Regions from separate parts of the Homo sapiens genome. Here region 2 is linked to region 1. Evidence: chromatin contacts called from ENCODE Hi-C or POLR2A ChIA-PET data. All regions are on one chromosome and are shown on one strand. Each heading gives the region's core, a stretch centred on a gene start or an enhancer-like site at or near the end of the contact. The rest is flanking DNA. Distances are from core to core; before and after follow the strand shown. Region 1 holds the start of SMAD4 (SMAD family member 4). Region 2 overlaps SMAD4 (SMAD family member 4).

The links. Hi-C counts contacts between places; a loop is a spot of excess contacts on that map. ChIA-PET counts read pairs that join two places held with the same protein, here RNA polymerase II (POLR2A). Pooled maps may share reads with other maps.
Region 2: a loop to region 1 is called in a pooled map, with 3 times the contacts of the local background. The contact joins the enhancer-like site here to the promoter of SMAD4 in region 1. A Hi-C loop is called at or near these places in 2 of 168 maps with a recorded cell type or tissue (chondrocyte and uterus), 1 of 37 single-sample maps with no recorded cell type and 6 of 50 pooled maps. POLR2A ChIA-PET finds 5 or more read pairs at or near these places in 4 of 52 experiments (A673, activated CD8-positive, alpha-beta memory T cell, activated T-cell and 1 more).

What each region holds. Positions count from the first base shown.
Region 1 is chr18:51,026,918-51,032,365 of GRCh38, forward strand. It overlaps SMAD4 (SMAD family member 4), which reads left to right and starts at 3,296. Exons shown (of 12, transcript NM_005359.6): 1 at 3,296-3,706. It overlaps LOC107985152 (a long non-coding RNA gene), which reads right to left and starts at 3,177. Exons shown (of 4, transcript XR_007066370.1): 1 at 3,001-3,177. RefSeq lists enhancers at 1,146-1,245, 2,881-3,050, 2,907-3,525 and a silencer at 3,331-3,910.
Region 2 is chr18:51,079,696-51,085,939 of GRCh38, forward strand. SMAD4 (SMAD family member 4) reads left to right here. Exons shown (of 12, transcript NM_005359.6): 12 at 1-5,347. Among named protein-coding and RNA genes, the nearest start is that of SMAD4, 53 kb to the left of the region's middle. Within about 2 kb of position 3,301, at least 4 of the 41 ENCODE cell types and tissues checked have a DNase peak (open chromatin) inside an H3K27ac peak, as active enhancers do.

The sequences.
Region 1 (5,448 bases), core at 2,046-4,545:
GTGAGGTCAGCGATAGAGGTATCGGACAGCAAGATTTAAAGCTGCCGGTTTAGAGGAGGAGGGGGATGACCTGGAAGCAATGTTGAGAAGCAAGAAGGAAACCTATCTCACCTCCAGGCACTAAGAAGCTGAAGGTTGAAAACACAGTTGCCGGAAGTAGTTCTGTCCTGTGGGGTTCGGCATCATGCAAGTTCCCCCTGGGCTGTTCTCTGATACAGGGCACTTGCTCCACACTCTGGGAACCCAGATTAACCAGTCTGCCCTGTCACATAGTTGAAGGAGTTGCATTTATCTTTCTGGCTCCCAATTCCTTTAAAATTACATTTGTTGCAGAACCTCCACAAGGCTAAATAAAATAAAATTACATTTGTGACCATCAGAGAACTGAAGAACTATTAACTGGCTGTTCTGGTTTTGCTGAGATCGGGCTGTTGACAGTTCCTGGTTGTCCCACAGCTACCCATGTCAGTTATCTCCACTAACATTTCCAAGAATCTTTGTAGGACAATTTCTCCACCTGCAAGGTCTTTCAAGTAAGAACTCTTCTTTCCTTTAAGGCAATTAGCCCATTGCCAAAAGGTTTTACTGTCTTAAAGCTGGAACTATCTGAGATCTAATTCCAAGGACTTTTCTACAGCTAAGTGAGATGCCTCACACCAGTATTAGGTGATTCTTCGTGAGGACAGAACAGAGCATTTTCATCTTGTGTTTAAAGCAATTTGTTGGCTTCGGCTCCTCACCACTTTCTATACCAGTCTCCCATTCACGTCCCTAGTAATGCCTATGCCAAAAAAAAAGAAAAAAAAGAAAAAGCTGACGGTGAAACCTACAGGTTTAAGGGCTTAAATCTCAACCTTTGTGTTAGGAGTAACAGGAGTGTGCTGAGAGGGCAAGCAATAAAACAAGTCATACCAAAAGGCCACATTGGTCTCTCCTAAGCCCCAATCCCACTCCACTCCTGTGGCCAGTAGTCCAAACAGAAAATAACTGGAGAAGACGAGGAGGTCAAGGATCAGGAAACTAAACGTTATGTGAATTCACCAGCAAGATGTACAGAACGCTTGCGTTTACATTGTTTTTATGGAACTAGCAGAATAAAACTGATCTATTTTAAAAATGAAAAAAAAAAAAAAACAAAAGAAAGAAAACACAGTTGCCACTACTTGAGAGGTGGAAGGAGGAGCAGTGTCCCAGGGCAAAGTTGGGTTTCCTTAAGTAAAAAGGTGAAGGGAACCTGAAGGGAAATTCTGAGAAGAGGTTGAGCTTACAGGGAATATCATTTGCATAAATAAATACATGGTGTGGTAGACTCTAAAGAGGCCCCATATGATTCCCACCTCCTGGTGTTCAAGCTTTTGTGTGTTTCCTTCCCCTTCAATGTAGGTGGCGCCTGTGATTTGCTTCTGGCCAGCAATGTATGGCAAAGGTGACAGAGTATGAGTGATACTGTGTATGTGATGATGTTACATAAGATTGAAACCAGTGTCTTGCTGAGACTCTTCCCGTTGCTGGCTTCGAAGAGGCAAGCTGCCATATTGTTAGCTTCCCTATGGAGAGCACCACATGGCAAGGAACAGAGGGGGTCTCCAGCCAACAGCCTGCAAAGGACTAAGGCCCTCAGTCCTGTAGCCTGCAAGGAACTGAATGGTGCCAACAACCACATGAACTTGGAAGCAGATCCTTTGTTCCAGCCTCACTTTGTAGAGGACCCAGCTAAGCCATGCCTGGAATCCTGACTCAGAGAATCTGTAAGATCATAAATGTTTGTTGTTTTAGGCTTCTATATTTGTGGTGAGATTGTTATACAGCAATAGGTAACTAATACAGACGGAATAGAAGAAGTTTAGTTATAACAATGTCTCAATTTCTTAAAAACTTCTTCTGAGGTATATTACCTAAGATTCACATATTGATCTGTTACCAAATCATGTTTTGTAATCTATCAGCTGACAGATCTTCCTTCAGTTTTGTTGACAGAAAAGATTTGAAAACTATCTGACTTGAAAAATAATTTAATATCCATTCACTAAGGTCATTTACTTTCTCAGCATAGATACCGATTTTTGAATTGTCCCTTTTGGATTGCTGGGGAGGTTCTGCATTGATCCCATGCACCTTAGTAGTGGGTGAGAATTTTGACTTTCTTCTGTAAGGTGGGAGGACAGTTTTGAAAGGGGATGCTGTGTCCTCAGCTCCTTTCTCAAGCTGGGCAAGTTTAGAAAATAGAATATATAGCAATGGAAGATGTGGAAATGAATTCCCTTAAAACTGGTCTCCATAAACCCCAGGGGTAAGAGAACACCAGTTTGGAGCTTTAGGGGCTTTCTGGTCAAAGAGGGAATGGCCCAGGCGGTGATGTGGAGGATAGAATGAAGCACTGAGTATGAGTGGCGAAGGCGTACGGTGGGTGTAGAGATTTTCTGGGCGACGTGACCTAAGAAATGACTTTAGAACTGGCTAATCATTGGTTTTGGAGGGACTAAAAGTAGTTCCTGGTTGGTGAAAATAAATCATTAATGCGTTTTAAATGAAAAAGAAATGCATGCGTCTTGTAAAAAATGTGAAATAAAAGAGGCATAAAGTCAAAAGCAGAGCCTATGCCTTCCCCCACCAAACAAACAGGTAACCTAGTTAACAGGTGTGTCGTAGGATTCGAAGTTCGCCTCCAGCTCCGAGAGTGCGCCTACATCTCTTCCAACAAAATCCACTCACACTTGCAACGCCTGGCAAGGCTCTTCAATATGTGATTCCTTGACTGTCCTGTGCGTCTCTCGAGTGTAAACACCTCTGGGGCTCGTGATTCGGGGCTGCCAGAAAGAGAAGGAAGGTGCCGCCAGCGTCTGTTTCTTCCCGAAGTGAACTCCTACAACCTAGCCACCTTCTCCCCAGAGCTGTCGACTGGCTGTTGAAGGCCAATTTTTGTGCCTACGCAGGTCCTCAACACAGAACAAAACAAAAAAACAACAAAGGCCGGGCTAATAGCTATTTATAAACACTTACTGGACGCCCACTCTACGCCGAGCTCTCCCGCGCTCCTTGGATACTTTTTTGCAACGAGATGCCAATTTCCCCGGCGACCACTCCCTCAAACAGGCCTTCGCCTCCGCCCGCGCTGAGGCCCAGGCCCAGGTCCAGATTCAGAGCCGCCCGCCGGCTGGCGCTGCCCTGTAGGCGCCTGCGCAGAGCGACCCTCCCCGTCACTCGGAGCGGGAGGCGGGGGCAGCCGGGAGAAAGGAAAGCTGCGGGGGAAAAGGGCCAAACCCTGAAATTACCCGGATGTGGTCCCCGCGCGCGCATGCTCAGTGGCTTCTCGACAAGTTGGCAGCAACAACACGGCCCTGGTCGTCGTCGCCGCTGCGGTAACGGAGCGGTTTGGGTGGCGGAGCCTGCGTTCGCGCCTTCCCGCTCTCCTCGGGAGGCCCTTCCTGCTCTCCCCTAGGCTCCGCGGCCGCCCAGGGGGTGGGAGCGGGTGAGGGGAGCCAGGCGCCCAGCGAGAGAGGCCCCCCGCCGCAGGGCGGCCCGGGAGCTCGAGGCGGTCCGGCCCGCGCGGGCAGCGGCGCGGCGCTGAGGAGGGGCGGCCTGGCCGGGACGCCTCGGGGCGGGGGCCGAGGAGCTCTCCGGGCCGCCGGGGAAAGCTACGGGCCCGGTGCGTCCGCGGACCAGCAGCGCGGGAGAGCGGACTCCCCTCGCCACCGCCCGAGCCCAGGTAACCGCGCCATGTCCCCTCCCCTTCCCCCGGCCGGGCCCGCGCACCCCGCCTGTGGCTTCCCCGCCCCGGGGCGGGCTCCCGACGACGGCGGCGGCGGCGGCGGCGGCTGGGAGCGCGCGGAATCCTCTGGGAGGGCGACCGCGGCGGCCTGACGAGCCGGGCCGGGCGGGCCGGCTGAATGCCGGGCGGCGGTGCCTCGCGTCCCTCGGGCCCCCAGCTCCGCTTGCAGCTCGTGGGAGAATCAAGTTAAACTCGGACGGGACTCCTGCCGCGGCCGCCGCTCCTCTTTGTTGTTCTCAGTAGTTTCACGGTCGCCCCGGCTGAGCGCGTTGGGTCGGCTGGAATGTGTTGCCTTAGGGTCTAAGTGAAAGTTGTAAATTGTTTGTCTAAATTTATTTTCTCCAGCCAATTTCTGTTTTGTCTTTGTCCCCTACTTTCTCTTCCTAGTCTTGTCATGCCAGTTTACGCTTCTGGCTTTGATATGTTTACTTTTTGAGTACTGAGAGTGACAGCGGTATGCAGGACACATTCTTAGCACCTAACTGAACCCCTCCTTGCCCCCAATAAAACATGCTTCCTAATAAAAGACACAGCTGATCTTACTGTTAGCACTGCATGTACTGACAGTGAAATTGGTGTAGGGTGGAGGGCGGTGGCTCCATCACTTGTCCCAAACTGCTGTTAGGATTTCTCAAACTAGATTTTCAAAGACACAAGTGTGTTTAGTTAACCTGAAAGGTTTATTTGCTGGTGCAGAGGCTTTAAAAAGCCCTGTTGAAGATTGATAGCTGTTTCCCTTCAAAAACCTAAGTACGTTTGTTTTTATTTAAAAAAACACATTTATTTCCCAATTAGTTTCTTAATGCATTTAGTTTTTGCACCGTAGTTTAAGGTGGAATTGCCAGTTATTTAGGAATAATAAACACAACAGGATAATAGCGGAATTACCCTGAATTGACTTTCTGCAAACATATAATCTTAGCTAATTTTTGTTAGTAACCTTTGACTTTTGCCAGAATTAGCATCCTTCTAGTCTTAGTAGCAGCTTGGTTACTCGGGTGTTTTAAGAAGTAGGTTCACTCCTTTTTGCTGGCAAAAACCATTTAGTATCAAAAAAAAAAAAATGCGTAATTTCGTAATTAGATTTAGAACAAGGCATTTGAATAATTTTTATGGTGGATTTCATAAATTACTTTTGCCATACCCTGCAGAGACTAGATAATATATATTTCAGTTGAAATCTAGGAAGTTCTAAAATGTAACTTTTTTTTAATGCTAAGGACTTACTCTCTCTATATTGGAAAGTTCTGATATGATTAGTACATAATATTCCAAACTGTAAAATGATTAACATTTAAAAATACGGTTTTTAAAATTAGTGTTTCTTCCATAATGCTGTCATGATTTTGTTTACTTAAATGGGTTTGTTACAGAACAAATGTAATAGAGATGGACCAAGCATTTGTAATTCGGAGTAGCTTTAGGTCTAAAGACGATGGTGAATTATGTAGGTTTAAGTTGTTGGAATTAAAACTAAAAGCTTCTTTTGATAAAAGTCGTTATAACATTTTGTGACTCTATTAATAGAAGTGGCTTTTTCTTTGCTTTCCAGGTTTTTGGGCGAGTTTTAAAGAAGTATTGCATCTTCGTTTTTTTTATTTTTGAAGTGGGAGTGTATGTTTCTGTTTAGGTCACTGCCTTCATTGTAAATCTTGAGTTTAGAAAAAACCAAACTGCAA
Region 2 (6,244 bases), core at 2,051-4,550, 53 kb after region 1:
CAGATGTATTGACTGTACCACAGACACAATATGTATGCTTTTTACCTAGCTGGTAGCATAAATAAAACTGAATCTCAACATACAAAGTTGAATTCTAGGTTTGATTTTTAAGATTTTTTTTTTCTTTTGCACTTTTGAGTCCAATCTCAGTGATGAGGTACCTTCTACTAAATGACAGGCAACAGCCAGTTCTATTGGGCAGCTTTGTTTTTTTCCCTCACACTCTACCGGGACTTCCCCATGGACATTGTGTATCATGTGTAGAGTTGGTTTTTTTTTTTTTTAATTTTTATTTTACTATAGCAGAAATAGACCTGATTATCTACAAGATGATAAATAGATTGTCTACAGGATAAATAGTATGAAATAAAATCAAGGATTATCTTTCAGATGTGTTTACTTTTGCCTGGAGAACTTTTAGCTATAGAAACACTTGTGTGATGATAGTCCTCCTTATATCACCTGGAATGAACACAGCTTCTACTGCCTTGCTCAGAAGGTCTTTTAAATAGACCATCCTAGAAACCACTGAGTTTGCTTATTTCTGTGATTTAAACATAGATCTTGATCCAAGCTACATGACTTTTGTCTTTAAATAACTTATCTACCACCTCATTTGTACTCTTGATTACTTACAAATTCTTTCAGTAAACACCTAATTTTCTTCTGTAAAAGTTTGGTGATTTAAGTTTTATTGGCAGTTTTATAAAAAGACATCTTCTCTAGAAATTGCTAACTTTAGGTCCATTTTACTGTGAATGAGGAATAGGAGTGAGTTTTAGAATAACAGATTTTTAAAAATCCAGATGATTTGATTAAAACCTTAATCATACATTGACATAATTCATTGCTTCTTTTTTTTGAGATATGGAGTCTTGCTGTGTTGCCCAGGCAGGAGTGCAGTGGTATGATCTCAGCTCACTGCAACCTCTGCCTCCCGGGTTCAACTGATTCTCCTGCCTCAGCCTCCCTGGTAGCTAGGATTACAGGTGCCCGCCACCATGCCTGGCTAACTTTTGTAGTTTTAGTAGAGACGGGGTTTTGCCTGTTGGCCAGGCTGGTCTTGAACTCCTGACCTCAAGTGATCCATCCACCTTGGCCTCCCAAAGTGCTGGGATTACGGGCGTGAGCCACTGTCCCTGGCCTCATTGTTCCCTTTTCTACTTTAAGGAAAGTTTTCATGTTTAATCATCTGGGGAAAGTATGTGAAAAATATTTGTTAAGAAGTATCTCTTTGGAGCCAAGCCACCTGTCTTGGTTTCTTTCTACTAAGAGCCATAAAGTATAGAAATACTTCTAGTTGTTAAGTGCTTATATTTGTACCTAGATTTAGTCACACGCTTTTGAGAAAACATCTAGTATGTTATGATCAGCTATTCCTGAGAGCTTGGTTGTTAATCTATATTTCTATTTCTTAGTGGTAGTCATCTTTGATGAATAAGACTAAAGATTCTCACAGGTTTAAAATTTTATGTCTACTTTAAGGGTAAAATTATGAGGTTATGGTTCTGGGTGGGTTTTCTCTAGCTAATTCATATCTCAAAGAGTCTCAAAATGTTGAATTTCAGTGCAAGCTGAATGAGAGATGAGCCATGTACACCCACCGTAAGACCTCATTCCATGTTTGTCCAGTGCCTTTCAGTGCATTATCAAAGGGAATCCTTCATGGTGTTGCCTTTATTTTCCGGGGAGTAGATCGTGGGATATAGTCTATCTCATTTTTAATAGTTTACCGCCCCTGGTATACAAAGATAATGACAATAAATCACTGCCATATAACCTTGCTTTTTCCAGAAACATGGCTGTTTTGTATTGCTGTAACCACTAAATAGGTTGCCTATACCATTCCTCCTGTGAACAGTGCAGATTTACAGGTTGCATGGTCTGGCTTAAGGAGAGCCATACTTGAGACATGTGAGTAAACTGAACTCATATTAGCTGTGCTGCATTTCAGACTTAAAATCCATTTTTGTGGGGCAGGGTGTGGTGTGTAAAGGGGGGTGTTTGTAATACAAGTTGAAGGCAAAATAAAATGTCCTGTCTCCCAGATGATATACATCTTATTATTTTTAAAGTTTATTGCTAATTGTAGGAAGGTGAGTTGCAGGTATCTTTGACTATGGTCATCTGGGGAAGGAAAATTTTACATTTTACTATTAATGCTCCTTAAGTGTCTATGGAGGTTAAAGAATAAAATGGTAAATGTTTCTGTGCCTGGTTTGATGGTAACTGGTTAATAGTTACTCACCATTTTATGCAGAGTCACATTAGTTCACACCCTTTCTGAGAGCCTTTTGGGAGAAGCAGTTTTATTCTCTGAGTGGAACAGAGTTCTTTTTGTTGATAATTTCTAGTTTGCTCCCTTCGTTATTGCCAACTTTACTGGCATTTTATTTAATGATAGCAGATTGGGAAAATGGCAAATTTAGGTTACGGAGGTAAATGAGTATATGAAAGCAATTACCTCTAAAGCCAGTTAACAATTATTTTGTAGGTGGGGTACACTCAGCTTAAAGTAATGCATTTTTTTTTCCCGTAAAGGCAGAATCCATCTTGTTGCAGATAGCTATCTAAATAATCTCATATCCTCTTTTGCAAAGACTACAGAGAATAGGCTATGACAATCTTGTTCAAGCCTTTCCATTTTTTTCCCTGATAACTAAGTAATTTCTTTGAACATACCAAGAAGTATGTAAAAAGTCCATGGCCTTATTCATCCACAAAGTGGCATCCTAGGCCCAGCCTTATCCCTAGCAGTTGTCCCAGTGCTGCTAGGTTGCTTATCTTGTTTATCTGGAATCACTGTGGAGTGAAATTTTCCACATCATCCAGAATTGCCTTATTTAAGAAGTAAAACGTTTTAATTTTTAGCCTTTTTTTGGTGGAGTTATTTAATATGTATATCAGAGGATATACTAGATGGTAACATTTCTTTCTGTGCTTGGCTATCTTTGTGGACTTCAGGGGCTTCTAAAACAGACAGGACTGTGTTGCCTTTACTAAATGGTCTGAGACAGCTATGGTTTTGAATTTTTAGTTTTTTTTTTTTAACCCACTTCCCCTCCTGGTCTCTTCCCTCTCTGATAATTACCATTCATATGTGAGTGTTAGTGTGCCTCCTTTTAGCATTTTCTTCTTCTCTTTCTGATTCTTCATTTCTGACTGCCTAGGCAAGGAAACCAGATAACCAAACTTACTAGAACGTTCTTTAAAACACAAGTACAAACTCTGGGACAGGACCCAAGACACTTTCCTGTGAAGTGCTGAAAAAGACCTCATTGTATTGGCATTTGATATCAGTTTGATGTAGCTTAGAGTGCTTCCTGATTCTTGCTGAGTTTCAGGTAGTTGAGATAGAGAGAAGTGAGTCATATTCATATTTTCCCCCTTAGAATAATATTTTGAAAGGTTTCATTGCTTCCACTTGAATGCTGCTCTTACAAAAACTGGGGTTACAAGGGTTACTAAATTAGCATCAGTAGCCAGAGGCAATACCGTTGTCTGGAGGACACCAGCAAACAACACACAACAAAGCAAAACAAACCTTGGGAAACTAAGGCCATTTGTTTTGTTTTGGTGTCCCCTTTGAAGCCCTGCCTTCTGGCCTTACTCCTGTACAGATATTTTTGACCTATAGGTGCCTTTATGAGAATTGAGGGTCTGACATCCTGCCCCAAGGAGTAGCTAAAGTAATTGCTAGTGTTTTCAGGGATTTTAACATCAGACTGGAATGAATGAATGAAACTTTTTGTCCTTTTTTTTTCTGTTTTTTTTTTTCTAATGTAGTAAGGACTAAGGAAAACCTTTGGTGAAGACAATCATTTCTCTCTGTTGATGTGGATACTTTTCACACCGTTTATTTAAATGCTTTCTCAATAGGTCCAGAGCCAGTGTTCTTGTTCAACCTGAAAGTAATGGCTCTGGGTTGGGCCAGACAGTTGCACTCTCTAGTTTGCCCTCTGCCACAAATTTGATGTGTGACCTTTGGGCAAGTCATTTATCTTCTCTGGGCCTTAGTTGCCTCATCTGTAAAATGAGGGAGTTGGAGTAGATTAATTATTCCAGCTCTGAAATTCTAAGTGACCTTGGCTACCTTGCAGCAGTTTTGGATTTCTTCCTTATCTTTGTTCTGCTGTTTGAGGGGGCTTTTTACTTATTTCCATGTTATTCAAAGGAGACTAGGCTTGATATTTTATTACTGTTCTTTTATGGACAAAAGGTTACATAGTATGCCCTTAAGACTTAATTTTAACCAAAGGCCTAGCACCACCTTAGGGGCTGCAATAAACACTTAACGCGCGTGCGCACGCGCGCGCGCACACACACACACACACACACACACACACACAGGTCAGAGTTTAAGGCTTTCGAGTCATGACATTCTAGCTTTTGAATTGCGTGCACACACACACGCACGCACACACTCTGGTCAGAGTTTATTAAGGCTTTCGAGTCATGACATTATAGCTTTTGAGTTGGTGTGTGTGACACCACCCTCCTAAGTGGTGTGTGCTTGTAATTTTTTTTTTCAGTGAAAATGGATTGAAAACCTGTTGTTAATGCTTAGTGATATTATGCTCAAAACAAGGAAATTCCCTTGAACCGTGTCAATTAAACTGGTTTATATGACTCAAGAAAACAATACCAGTAGATGATTATTAACTTTATTCTTGGCTCTTTTTAGGTCCATTTTGATTAAGTGACTTTTGGCTGGATCATTCAGAGCTCTCTTCTAGCCTACCCTTGGATGAGTACAATTAATGAAATTCATATTTTCAAGGACCTGGGAGCCTTCCTTGGGGCTGGGTTGAGGGTGGGGGGTTGGGGAGTCCTGGTAGAGGCCAGCTTTGTGGTAGCTGGAGAGGAAGGGATGAAACCAGCTGCTGTTGCAAAGGCTGCTTGTCATTGATAGAAGGACTCACGGGCTTGGATTGATTAAGACTAAACATGGAGTTGGCAAACTTTCTTCAAGTATTGAGTTCTGTTCAATGCATTGGACATGTGATTTAAGGGAAAAGTGTGAATGCTTATAGATGATGAAAACCTGGTGGGCTGCAGAGCCCAGTTTAGAAGAAGTGAGTTGGGGGTTGGGGACAGATTTGGTGGTGGTATTTCCCAACTGTTTCCTCCCCTAAATTCAGAGGAATGCAGCTATGCCAGAAGCCAGAGAAGAGCCACTCGTAGCTTCTGCTTTGGGGACAACTGGTCAGTTGAAAGTCCCAGGAGTTCCTTTGTGGCTTTCTGTATACTTTTGCCTGGTTAAAGTCTGTGGCTAAAAAATAGTCGAACCTTTCTTGAGAACTCTGTAACAAAGTATGTTTTTGATTAAAAGAGAAAGCCAACTAAATCATTATGTGCTCATTCTTTTTCTTAAGCTTGTGGATGTCTTGGATCTGGAAAGGGTTTCTGATCACTTAGAGAATTTTCAAACTTTAGGTCAACATTTTCCTTTATTGCCTTGTGGCCACTGAAATGGGAAATGTGACATTTAAAATATGACCCTGGAATAACAGTCCCCATTCTTCTCTCATTTTTAAAAGGAGAAGGTGAAGTGATGGTGATCAGAGAGATGGGTGCTAGGGAATTATAAGAACCAGGATGCTTAAAGGAGAGGTAAAATTGGAAATTGGAGACCCTTTCATTGCCCAGCTAAGGGATAAGGAAAGCTGTTTCTCTCCCATCTGCCTTCTCTGTGAAATAGGGGTCAATGGGAGGGGAGTGGTGGTCAGGTAAGTAGATTCCGTGGCAATGGCTTGTATATAACAAGACCACATCAGCATTTTATTTCTAAGCTTGCTGACATGAGTTTCAGAGAGTTTATCGGGCTGAGAGATTTCTTCTCACCTGTTTGCTAACCTGAAATTTATAGTATTTTAGGCTAGAACTTGAAGAGGATAGTAGGTTAGCATTCAGTTGAGAAAAAGGAAAAACATTGTGGAGCACTTCAGGTGAAAGGGCAGTTGTGTGTCTCTCTGCCTTCTGCTCTTGACCCTTAATTCTTTGTGCTTAATTCCATCTCCTCCCACGTCACAACTCTCTCACAAATGGCAGTCTCAAAGCTTAGGGAATCTCCATCACTTCTTCAAACCTTTCCCACCCCTGTTGTCTTACTGATAAATTGTAATGCCCTTTCTCCTCAGCCCTTTGTATTCTAAAAGAATAATTCCATTAGTTCTGGCCTACTTTTGGAGTGGCATCCACATCTATATTTTGATAGTTTTGTTAGGCCACCACTAGGTCTCAG